Regions from separate parts of the Homo sapiens genome. Here region 2 is linked to region 1. Evidence: chromatin contacts called from ENCODE Hi-C or POLR2A ChIA-PET data. All regions are on one chromosome and are shown on one strand. Each heading gives the region's core, a stretch centred on a gene start or an enhancer-like site at or near the end of the contact. The rest is flanking DNA. Distances are from core to core; before and after follow the strand shown.

Region 1 (6,306 bases), core at 1,300-3,799:
GAGCTAAGATTTATACCCGAGTCTGGGGCCCAGGCCTCAGGCCCTAACCACCCGGCTTCGATGGAGAGTGTGGGGCTTTCGGGGCCATCGCTGGGGCTCCTGAGGCCTGGCATTGGTGAGCAGCTCTGAGTGTCTGCTCATGGCCATGAAGGTAGGCGTGGCAGGTGGAATGCCAGGGTGACCCTTGTCAGAGCCCACCCCTTGCCTCATAATCCCCCCTATCTCCAGTGTGGAAGGGCCTGTGGATGCCATGGGCTAGCGCTCCAGGAGCAAGCTCTGCTGTGGCACCATGACTGTGTGAGTTGAAGGGACCCTGACCTAACAACCAGGTGAGCCCGGGAATGGGACGAGGCCCCTTCTGGAAAAGGAGATTCAAAGCCTAAAAGAGATTTGATGTGAGGGAGATTCTCGGTTGCTGGCTTCAAAAATGGAAGGGGCCACGGAGCCAGGAATGAGGTGGCCACCAGGAGCTGAGAGTGACCTTGACGGCCAGTAAGACCCAAGCTCTACCCCCCAGGGATGGCATTCTGCCCGATCGCATGAGCTTGGAAGACCACCCAGAGCCCCAGAGGAGCACGCAGGCTGCCAACACCTTGACTTCAGCCTGGCGAGACCTGGGGCAGGGAACCTAGTCGCACTGTGTGAAACCCCTGACCTCCAGAGCTGATGGGTAGCAAAAGGAGGTTTTAAGTCACAAAGTTTATGGCGATTTGTTACACAGCACTGAAAATGAATACAAAAGTGTGTCTGTTGAGCGTGGGGAGAACCTCTTGGAAGACCCAGCTCCTCCTTTGTCCTTGGGTCCCATTTTCCAGAAACCCCCTCGCTCAGCACACCTGGAGATCCTCCCCCAGCCCCCTGCCTCTATTCCTGGCGGCTGCTCTAATTCCTCTATTATTCCCTTAAATACCTGCTCCACTAATGCGCCTTGTGACAGAGAGGTCTACTTGCAAGGGGTGAAAAAAAAATGAACTTAAGCTCTCAAATGCAGGCTCCTAGTCAGAGCTGAAAACACTGGGCCGAGTGGGCACAAAGAATGCCAGCTCTTGCCAACGTTGTTGAATGAGGTTTTTTAGTCTCGAACAAAGCTCTCCCTTTGAGGATTAACTGCCAACAGGGAGCTCTTTGTTTTGAGTAGAATTTAAGATTATTGCTGGGATAGAAACGGGGAGAAAGGTGACACCATCAAGATCGCACCGTGCAAATCCAGGATTATAGAAAACATCATTTTTTAAAAACTTGTTGGCAAATATGGACACAGATTGTGCTGACACTCCAAAACGTCCACTTGATTTGTGACCAAGTCCTCGGTCTCATGTTTCCAAGGCAGGTGATGCCTTCAAAGATATACATGGATAGCCATGCACAGTGGCTCACACCTGTAATCCCAGCAATTTGGGAGGCCAAGACAGTTGGATCACCTGAGGTCAGGAGCTCAAGACCAGCCTGACCAATATGGTGAAACCCCATCTCTACTAAAATACACACACACACACACACACACACACACGCACAAATTAGCCGGGTGTGGTGGTGTGCCCCTGTAATCCTAGCTACTCATGAGGCTGAGACGGGAGAATCGCTTGAACCCACGAGGCGGAGGTTGCAGTGAACCGAGATTGCGCCACTGCCCTCCAGCCTGGGTGACAGAGCGAGGCACCATATAAAAAAAAAAATATATATATATATATATATGCATCCAGTATGTAGATCCTGGCACACAGAAAGGCCTATTCTCACTTGTTAGCTTTTTGTGTTGTTAGAAAAAAGGAAAACAAATCCTCAAGATACAGCCCGTGTGTTATTCCCGAGGTAGAAAACCCTGGCAGTAGGCGGAAGTGTGGGTGACTACAAGGCAGGGCTGAACGCGTCCTTCCAGAAGTCTAAGTCCTGGCCTGGTGTCCATGATCGCTGACAACATGCCCCCCGCACCTTCCGTCCCCGAGCAGAGCTTGCTGGGGGGAAGACCCTGCCTTGTTGCTCCCATTCCAACAGGTCTGCTACTCTGTCTCTCTCTCTGAGTAAACTCCAGGTCCCATTCTTGGGCCACGGTCCTCACCACCTGGCTTTCCTGCTGTGTCTCCATCTCGCCTACCCGCTCCCTCCACCCCAGCCGTGCCTGGAACACACTGGGCATGTTCTTGCCCCAGTACCTTGGCACAGTCATTCCTTTCACCCGGGATTCTGCTCCTCCAAATATCCACCTGGCTGACTCCATTTCTTCCAACTCATGCTCAAGAATCAAGAATGTCGTCTCCTCAGAGGGCTCCCTGCCGCCCTCATCTCTTCTCTGTGTACAGCTACATCTCACAGGCTTAATTCTCGATTCTCTTCTCCTCTTGGGAGTGGAGGCTCCACACTTTGATTCACATTCATCCTGGTCTCCTCGGAGCATTCAGGCCAGTGGAGAGATTATGACAACACGGGGTGCACCTGGCCACGGTCCCTGCCCTCCTGGGACTCCCACTTGGGGACAAGTCCTGGACACTAGGCTGGGAGAGAGGGTGGGAGGATCAGCAGGGGGGACGTGGGGCTGGCCTGATCCCCCTCCTCCAGCCTGCACTTGCCAAGAGGCCCCAGGCCGGGTTCCAAGCAGCCCCGTGGCTGAGCTCCTTCCTGGTAATGATTTTAGGGCCACTCAACTTGTCAGCTCTGCCTTTCGAAGCTCCTAGGCATGGGCTCTGAGCCGCGGTCACTCCTCGGTGATCTCAGCTCAGGGAAGGGAGTCACGACACACTTAATTCAAAACAGCTGAAAACCAACAGTGGGAAGAGGACTCTGGTGACAATGGCTGGTGCTAAGGACTTGACTCGGTCTGCAGCCAGGCCAAGCGCTTGACACCTGCTCTCTCTTCTTCTCTAAAGGGATTTTTTATCTTAATGAGTTTTCACTGTATGTGAAGCTTTTCTCCTTTGACTTGCAACATAAGCCTAACCACTAATGGAAAGAGAAGACACTCTTTAATTTTTTTTATGAAACTGAGCATCATTGACTGAGGTAGAATGTATGTATAGTCAAGGTGCAGTTCTGTGAGTTTTGACAAACCTCCACAGTCACAAAATCATCTTCCACAATCAAGATGCAAAGAGTTCCACCGCATCAAATTCCCTCAATTTCATGCTGTCTTATTTAATCCTCACAGGAACCCTAAGGAGCTACTGAACTGTTAAGGACAGAGAGGGCAGGATTTTGTCCTCATGGACACCCCGACTTCCCACTGCCCGGCACAGTGTCTGGCGTATAGTAGTTACTCACTACATGTTTGTCAAATGACTGAATGAATGATACTGATATTATTGTTATGAGCAGTTTACAGATGAGGAAACTGAGGTTAGAGAGCATAAATACTGTAACTAATAAGATATGTGTCAAGGATGCAATGGCAAGTCTGTTGTTTGTATCTGCAGCCCCCTGCCACAATCAGGGGCTCTCAGATCCAGAATTCCTTACGTAGGATGCCAAAGGCCTGGGTCGAGATCTCTGTGCAGCCTCGTGGGAAGCCAGCCTAAAACCTGGAAACCTTAACCTCCGTCTCCTGTTGCTTCTCAGGTTCAGGGACATTTATGTAGAGGATGCTTGGGGAGTGGGGGTGGGAAATGGGGCAGATTGACCTTCCTGACCACGGGGTGGGAGAAGGAGTCCTAAACTGGAACTCCACCCTCAGGTCCAGTCCCGACTATGGAGTGACTTGCTGTGTGACCTCAGACAAGTACCATGGCCTTTCTGGGTTCTAGTTTCTCCAACTACAAAATGAAAGAGGGGCTCCCACCTAAAGGGGTGAAAGCATCCTAATGGCTCTGCTCTTACGGTTCTGTATCGGTCAGGACTTTCTTGGTTGCAAGTGATGGAAAATCCCACCCATGCTGGCTTAGGGAAGGACAAGGGAGGATTTTTCTGGCTAACCAAGGAGTTTTTGGGGAGTGTTCTGATTCAGGTATGGCTCGATCCAGGTGCTCTGACAAAGAGTCAGTCTCTGTCTCTGCCTCTATCTGTCTATCGGTCAGTCTGTCCCTCTCCCTCTCTCTCTGTTGTTTTTCCTCCACTCTGGGCTCTGCTTTCCTGTGTATTGGCTCCATTCTCACGCAAGCTATCCCTATGGGATGGCGGATCGTTTCCAGCAAGCCAGGCTTTCATCGTGTCTTCCCTGAGCCCCCGGCAACAACAGCAACTCCCTTCGCCCCAGAGTTCAGGCAAAAGGTCCACATTGGCTCTGATTGGACAAACATGGGTCACATGCTCATCCTGGACCAATCACTGTGGCCAAAGAAGCAGCGTCCCCTGGTTAGCTAAGCCGGTGTCACAGAACCACATCTGGCTATGAGGGTGTGGGTGATAAGAGCCACATCATGAAACTGGAGGAAGAGCAGTTTTCCAGAAAAAAAAACCTGGAATCATTTCCAGAATAAGGGAATAGATGCTGGGCAGGGAAACATTTTAAAAAATCCATTACAGAGTCTGAATTACACCTGGTCCAACTGAGACCAAGGAGATTTACCTCCATTCATTGTTTCTCTGGTGGGTCCAGAGAATCCCTCTTGGGTCTTAGGGGTCCCCCAGCTCCAAAACCAGCCAGGCATTGCCTGCACTGTCACTGCACACCCGGGATCAGTTCACTTCCTCTCTCTTCCTCCATGTTCTGATCTGAAAGACGATCTTCCCGTATTTCCCCCACAGCTCAGGGAGGAAGTCCATGTTTACTTCCTCAAAGGTGGCTGAGGGATGAGGCTCTTCTTGCTGGCCCCTGAGGTCACACCAGCCCTCAGAAGAAACTGAGAAACTCCTAGTAATTTTCGCTAAAGAAGATGGTTCAAGGGTTGTGTGTGTTTCCTCTGCCTGCTGTAATAAATTACTACAAACTAAGTGGCTTAAAGCAACACACGTCTATTCTTTGACAATCCAAACCCCAAAATGGGTCTCACTGGGTGACTAGCATGGTGCCAGCGTGGCTGTGTGCCTTCTGGAGGCTCTGAGGGGAATCCGTTTCCCTGTCTTTTCCAGCTTCTAGAGGCCCCTGCACTCCTCAGCCCACGGCCCCTTCCTCCACCTTCAAAGTTAGTAGCACAGCATCTTGCAGTCTTTCTCACACCTCTGTTCCCTGCTTATAAGGACTCTTGTGATTACACTGGGCCCTGCCAGGTCATCTGGGATAACCTCGTCACGTCAAGAGCGATCTAACTCGATCCCATCGGCAAAGCCCCTTCTGCTGTGTAAGAGGACACATGCGCAGGTCCTGCGACGTGGACGTCTCTGGAGCCGTTATTCTGTTGACCACAAAAGTCATTCCACTCATTCCCCTGCTGCCTGGTCCTCCACCCAGACTGGACCAGTGAAAATTTACTTTGTCTTGTAGAACGGCCTTACGGTGGATTAGGATGGAGTAGAAATTCTCCACATTCACACAAGCACACACAAACACAAACACAAACACGGAGGCTTCTCACCTCCTCTAGATTGCCAGCAGTGCATGGCACACACACAAATTCATTCTTTCATTCAGCAACTATTTATGAAGCACCTACTATGTGCTTGACACTGCACTGGGGCTGCCATGGAGATGAAGACAGGGTCACACTCAGGGAGCTTACAGCCCAGTGCAGGACAGAAACATCAAACCAAATAAATACGTCCAGATCTGTGAAAGAAATGAGAAGAAACAAACAAAAAACTTCACAAATGAGTACTAATTTATTCATCAATCTACTCAGCCAATACTTATTAAAGGCCTACTATGTCCCAGCCATGTGGCGGTACTAGTGAATGGGGCAGAGCCAGCCCGCGTCCTCGTCCTCATGGAGTGTACACGCTAATGTGCAAAACAACAATTAAACATGTGACAGCAGTGGAGATCGGCTAGGAAGAGGGAGCACCCAGAATGGGGGTGTTGACAAAGGGAAGCAGTGAGTTGCGTATCTGTTATCCCTAGCTGAGTAACAAGCCACCCCCCAGCCACCATGGCATTTCTCACGAGTGTATAGGTCAACTGGAAGGTTCTGCTGATCAAGGCTGGTTGGCACTGATCAAGGCTGGGCTTGAACTTGTGTCTGCAGTCAGCTGGAGGATCAGTTGGGGTTGGCAAGTCTAAAACGGCATGGCTTATATGCATAGTGGTGGCTGGCTGTCAGCCCATTGGCTGGGCCCTGTGCCTCTCATCTTCCAGCAGGCTAGCTGGGTTTTGCTTACCCAGCAGAGGTGGAGCCCAAGAGATAACAGCAGAAATGTGTACGGCATCTCCTGGCCCAGGGTTGCAACTGGGACAGCCTCTCTTCCACCACATGACATTGTCCAAAGCAAGTCACAAGGCCAGCC
Region 2 (6,306 bases), core at 2,563-5,062, 63 kb after region 1:
TTGTGAGGATGAAGCCATGAATTAAGATGGCAGAGCAGAAAATTAGAAGCCTAGATCCTTAGGGGCAGAGTAAGACAACTACCACCCTGTCTTTGGATGGCTGACCTTCAGACTTTCAGATGAGAGAAAAACTTTTATCTTCTTTAAGCCACTATTATTTGGGGTTTTTCTGTTATATGCAGCTGCTCTTAAGTATCCTAAGTATAGGTAGGCACCATACCCATGTCACAGATGAAGGAACTGAGGCACAGAGAAGGTGATAAGTTGCCCAGATGGAGGTCTCACAGCTGACTAAGTAACTGGGTTGGGCTCTGAGCTGGAGCCAATCCCGGCCCCTCTGCCCAGCACGTGCTGCCTCTTGCCTGGTGGCATGAGAATTCTCCTTTGTCCCAGATAAATAAGAAGGCAGCAGATGTCTTCCCCAGGGGAAGTGAGTGTTTGTCCTCTCAGCCACCTCCACATGCAACCTTGACTGGGTGCCACTTCCCGCTCTAAACACCAGACAGAGTGGGCTTGTGCGCCCATCCCACGGCCAGTCTCTGCAGAGCAACCTCCCAGGACGAGGAGGAGGAAGGGGCAGCAGCTTGATTGGTGCAAGGTGGGACTGGAACCCTGCTTCCTCCAGGTACCCTTAACCCTCCCCACCGTGGCTTCCCCTGGTATCTGCATTTCCAATGGCCCCCAGTGCACTTTGGATGAAGCCCAGGGTCCCTCTGTGGTCCTCAATGCCATGCACAACCAGCCTGCTCCTTCTCTGCTAACGTCCTGCCTGCCTCCCTGTGCCGCAGCCACGTGGCCTTCTCGCTGTTCCTCCCGCCTGCCACCCCAGGGCCTTTGCACACACTCCTCCCTCAGGTGGAAGACCTCTTCCCTGCAGTACCTCCATCCCTGTCAGCCCACGTTGCCTGCATTCAGGTCTCAGCTGAAAGGGCCTTCCTCAGGGTCTGTCCCTGACCACCCTGTCCTCCCTGTCCCCCTACATGCTGTGGCTTCCCGACACACGTCATTCCTTGGCATTAAATGGCTCGATCAGGTCTGGCTTCTCCACTAAACACGGTAGGCACAGTGACTAGGCCCATGGGACTTTCGGGGCCACAAACATATTTTAATGTCTTTCAAAGTCAGAACAAATGAATGTAACTATTCCTGGATGATATTCACCTTGATGCCAACACAGTCAAAAACAACAATTTGTCTTATTTCTGGATGGAGGAGGGACCACAGCCATGCTGGCATGGGGCTGGGTCCTGTTTGTTTGCTGTATCCCCTGATCAGGACCCACTCCCGTGAGCGCAGACTTCTGTTCTGTTACCTGTACCCACTGCCCGCCATGGTGCCTGGTGTACGGTGGACACACGATGAATTAGTGAGTGAGCAGATGAAGAATGAACACTTCCGGCCAAAGAGGAAGCTCGTGCTGTCCCCAGAGCCCACCCTGCTCCTAGAAAGGGCATCGCATCGCACTTTGGCTGCCCCAAGCCACCGTGGTCATCCTTATTTATGGCCACCTGCTCCTGGATGGGGGACTCTGGCCTGGAGCCCCCGTCCAGCTGCCAGCCCCCTTGCAGAGAGTGCCCCCAGCAGTGCACATGAGAAGGGTTGGAGCTGGTGGGAAGCTGAGGTTGAGTTCCAGCCGTAGGAGCTCCAGAGTTCACTCTGCCCAGCATGGGCGGCAGCAGTGGCACCAACCAGGAACAGTGAGGACCAACTGAGGCTGGACGGAGAAGCTCTGTGGGGCCTGAGAACCCTGTGGTGGGAAAGGGAGAGGGTCTTGTGGTGGATTGAATGGTGGCCTCAAAAAAGATATGCCCACATCTGAATCCCTGCAACCTGTGAATGTGCCCTTACTTGGAGAGAGGGTCTTCACAGATATTAAGTATCTAGATCTTCACAGATATTATGAAGTATCTAGAGGAGGAGGTCATCCTGTGTTATCTGGGTGGACCCTAAATCCAATGACAGGTGTCCTTATCAAAGCCACACAGAGGGCCGGGTGCGGTGGCCCATGCCTGTAATCCCAGCACTTTGGGAGGCCGAGGCGAGTGGGTCACAAGGTCAGGAGATTGAGACCATCCTGGCTAACACAGTGAAACCCCGTTTCTACTAAAAATACAAAAAATTAGCCGGGCGTCATGGCGGGAGCCTGTAGTCCCCAGCTACTCGGGAGGCTGAGGCAGGAGAATGGCGTGAACCCAGGAGGCGGAGCTGGCAGTGAGCCGAGATCGCACCACTGCACTCCAGCCTGGGCAACAGAGCGAGACTCCGTCTCAAAAAAAAAAAGGCACACAGTGGAGCGATGGAGAAGGCCATGGGTAGACAGAGGCAGAGATTGGGATGATGCAGCCACGGGCCCAGGAACACCTGGAGCCACTAGAGGCTGGAAGAGGCTGGGAAGGGTCCTCCCCGAGAGCCTCCAGAGGAAGCACAGCCCTGCTGACACCTGGATTTTGGACGTCTGCCCTCCAGAGCCACAGGAATGAATCTGTGCTGTTTTAAGCCAGCAGTTTGTAGTGATTTCTTATGGCAGCCCCAGGAAACTCACATGCTCACTGTCTCCAAAAGATCTGAACAGAGGGCAGGACTCAAAACATGCCTGTGAGAATCCACTCTGTAGATGGCCCCGGTGACCACTGCTAACCCTCCCAGCCCCCCAGCACGGTCCACACACTATTGTCACCAGGCGATGGAGGAGAAGACAGAGGGAAAGGACTACCCGTGTGCAGCGTCCACGGTACAGCAGGCTGGCCATCGGCCCCACCCACCAGAGAAGCTAACACTCAGCGTTGGTGCGCACAGAGGAAGGCCCTCAGGCAGTCTGGAAGCAGGAGGGAGACCGAGCCCTGAGCAATGGTCCAGGAACTCAGTCGTCAGGGCCCAACACACAGGATGGCGGACGGACACTGGCAGGCTCGGAGCTGCAGGCCAGGAATCCCCATGTTTCTCCAGCAGCCCTGGGAGATTCCAGCTCAGGAAAGCCTGGGGTTGAGCCCAGGTTTTGAGGTTTAAATTTCAGTTCCAGTAACTATTAGCTGGGGACTTTGAGTAAATTCCTTCACCTCTCTGTGCCTGACAGTGAGCGGGACTGAGAAGAGAGGCAACGAGAAAACGCTCCAGGGGGAAAATGAGCAAGAGAGGTGGTAAACCAGGAGGGGGGAAGATGAAGAGGAAAGGTGAGGCCATTTGTGGTGCTATAGCCACAGACGCACGTGCCTGTAGGGCCTGCCCAGAGGGCCAAAAGGGAAAGTGGGACAGCGGTAACGAAAGAATGTTTGTCCTTTCCAAAGTGCCCGGCTCTCCCAGGCTAGCCTCTACTATCCTGCTCTTAATAGGGACATTAGGGACATGGATGCACATAAATACGCATCTACAATTTTAAAAACAGCAACTGACATTCACCCTTTTGTAAGAGAGGCAATAGGGAGCAGTGGAGACTGGGCACCAGCTGTCCCTCTGCAGCCACCCAGAGCAGCCATGTGTGTGTGGGGCCCAGAGTGGCCAGGCCTGCCGATTCTCAAGAGAAGCCAGATTTGGGGAGTTTTTCTTCACCCTCATCTTCTGATATTCAAAAACATGTTGGCAACGAATCCACATTTTAAGACATGGATAAACACCACCATGCCAGGGGAATAAGACCCGTGTGCAGGCCACATCTAGACCTCCAGTGTGTGGCTCTGGCCTTCAGCCTGGAAAATGGAACAAACGCTAAACTGCTTGTCCGGACAATGGCGGGAGGGTCTGGAAATCACAAGGACTGGGACTTGTTAGGAGCAGCCGCTTTATTCCAGGCAATAGGGGAAGAATGGGCGGCCTGTCCAAGTATCAGGCTGGGATTCCAACAACAGCCATCAGGTGACCTGAGTGTGCACTTCAAAGAGGAAAGGCGTCCAAACTGCTGCTCCACGCTACGCAGCCAAGTGCTGCTCCATGCTCGGCGAGACACTGGGCCCTGGCCGCCTTCGCCAGGCCTGCTGGGGGCCATCCACGTCCACAGTCGCGCTCCAGCAACTGCCCCAATCATTTGCACTGGACAGTGTCAGCTCTGGGGCCGGCACCGCTTTAAAGTTTTGGGCGTGCACCTCCTGCCCTTTTTCTCTCTGTGGTGCCTCTATTTTATTGGGATGACTAAATCTTTCAACTATGTTAGCAGTAAACACAGCTAATTTACCCCCTGCCTCTTTGAAACAGCTGCTGACAGCTGCACTGTAATTCAATCAAGGACCTTTGTAGTCGAGCCTACCAAATTCACATGTGTTGCTTGGTTCCATCTCTCCTGCCCGGAGCCCCACACAGCTGCACCAAATATTGACGAGCGGCCACTTCCCCGCAAGGCCTGGATGCTAAACAGAGCGTTCACGGTGGAGACGAAGGCAGGGAGCTCTTAGCAGTGTGAGAGAACTTCAGTGTCCAAGAACTGAGAGAAAAACACAACACACACAGACAGACACAGGCCAAAGAGCCAGAACCAAACGTCTCCTTTTATTGCAAGGTCAAACCCTTTTCATTTTGTCTATTTATACAGAATTTTCACTAAGGACTGCTCGACGCAACAGCTGTGAGTACATTGGTCCAACCATTAATAAATAGTCTTAAATAAGAAAACAAACAGGTTGAAGGAAAGCAAGCTCATCGTCCTGAACGAGGGATTAAAGGGGGGGGGGTGTTCAAAAGAGCTTTGGATGGAAATAAATAATCTCTTTGCTTTGTAACAACTATTTACAGGTTTAAATGTACAAATGATGCTAACCAGAGGCTGGTTGGGTCAGAAAACTCACACCAAGAGGGATCACACAAAAAGCCCCAGCTCTGCCAGCAAATGAAACCAAACATAACAAAAAATACTCCTCCCCAGTGACTAGAGAGTGGAGGCTGCAGCCCAAGCTACTAAAGAAGAAAAACATCAAAGAAAATAAAAACAGAGCCCCGGTGTTTCCAGGAACTGTCTGAGTCAAGATGGAGAAACAGTCCCCCACAAGACCGGGTTCCACATGGCCACAGTTTTCGATCACCTTGTTTTCTTTACAGATGCAGAAAACGTTTGCAGACAGTCTAGCCCTCCCCTAGGCCTTGTGTTTGTGGCCGGAGGCTGAGTGCATACTATTTATGGGACTCACCAGCCAAGGCAAGGCAGGCTTACACCAAGAGCCACGTCAGAAATGCCACCTCCAAATCGGGACACTTGGTTAGGATGTCACCCTCAACAAGGCTTCTATTTGCAATGTAAGTCCAGCACATCCTGCACCCATCAGACCTCCTATTATGCCATCTCCCCCTTAATTCAAGGAGCAAATTTGTTTGCAGAGACTTCTGATCAGGGTCTGCAAATGAAGAGACAGCCACGGGTGCCCTTGCCAGGGCCCAGCCTTGGAATGCCACTGCAGACAAAGACCAGAGGGTCCACTGGGGCGATGTGCAGTGCTCCTGCTCACCCCACTCCCGTGGAGAACTAGGCTTCATTGGTGCTGTTTTTTTTTTCTTTTGAGATGGAGTCTTGTTTTGTCACCCAAGCTGGAGTGCAGTGGGACGATCTTGGCTCACTGCAACCTCCACCTCTGGGGTTCAAGCAATTCTCCTGCCTCAGCCTCCAGAGTAGCTGGGATTACAGGTGCGTGCCACCATGCCCGGCTAATTTTTGTATTTTTAGTAGAGATGGGGTTTCACCATGTTGGCCAGGCTGGTCTCGAACTCCTGACCTCAAATGATCCGCCCACCTCAGCCTCCCAAAGTGCTGGGATTACAGGTGGGAGCTACTGTGCCCGGCCCATTGGTGCTTCTTAACAACAGGGTTGAGTTGCAAGTTCCATCCTACTTGCTGTCCTTGTCCCCTCTGCAATTTCACATGGATTTACTACCACTGGGGCGAGGTGAAAAGCCAATCCCAAATGTCTGCGGGTATTTCACACACCTAGTTTCATTTCTGCCACGGCAAATCCAGCTGAACAACAGAACATATTTTTCCTCCAAAGATCAACACACCGCCCTCCTCGGAGCAGACATTTGCTCTTTCCCCTCCCACTAGATCTTGGATTTGGGCAAACCTCGGTAAACACTGGGCCTCTGCAAGCCTCAGGATGAAAACTGTAGGGAATGGAGAGGGACCTCCCCGCCCTCCACTTGACACAGCTTCTGTTTACGCATCAGGATAAACCGAGAAATGGGGATAAATTGTTTAGGAAAATATATCTGTAACGTCCTAACCATTTTCATTCATTCGTTTTATTGTGACATTTATTACAGGAACTTCCGGGTCAATTTTCCTTTCGCACAGACACCAATGTGCCCACCCCTTGCCACGCCCCCTTCCTCCCA

Evidence for each region. A loop is a pair of places that touch in the nucleus more often than their neighbours do. ChIA-PET counts read pairs that join two places held with the same protein, here RNA polymerase II (POLR2A). Pooled maps may share reads with other maps.
Region 2: a loop to region 1 is called in a pooled map, with 2.1 times the contacts of the local background. The contact joins two enhancer-like sites. A Hi-C loop is called at or near these places in 4 of 168 maps with a recorded cell type or tissue (Right ventricle myocardium inferior, breast epithelium, heart left ventricle and 1 more) and 6 of 50 pooled maps. POLR2A ChIA-PET finds 5 or more read pairs at or near these places in 1 of 52 experiments (activated T-cell).

Annotation. Positions count from the first base shown.
Region 1 is chr20:57,102,269-57,108,574 of GRCh38, forward strand. No RefSeq gene overlaps it. Among named protein-coding and RNA genes, the nearest start is that of BMP7-AS1, 110 kb to the right of the region's middle. Within about 2 kb of position 2,550, at least 2 of the 41 ENCODE cell types and tissues checked have a DNase peak (open chromatin) inside an H3K27ac peak, as active enhancers do.
Region 2 is chr20:57,164,298-57,170,603 of GRCh38, forward strand. It overlaps BMP7 (bone morphogenetic protein 7), which reads right to left. Exons shown (of 7, transcript NM_001719.3): 7 at 4,456-6,306. Among named protein-coding and RNA genes, the nearest start is that of BMP7-AS1, 46 kb to the right of the region's middle. Within about 2 kb of position 3,813, at least 7 of the 41 ENCODE cell types and tissues checked have a DNase peak (open chromatin) inside an H3K27ac peak, as active enhancers do.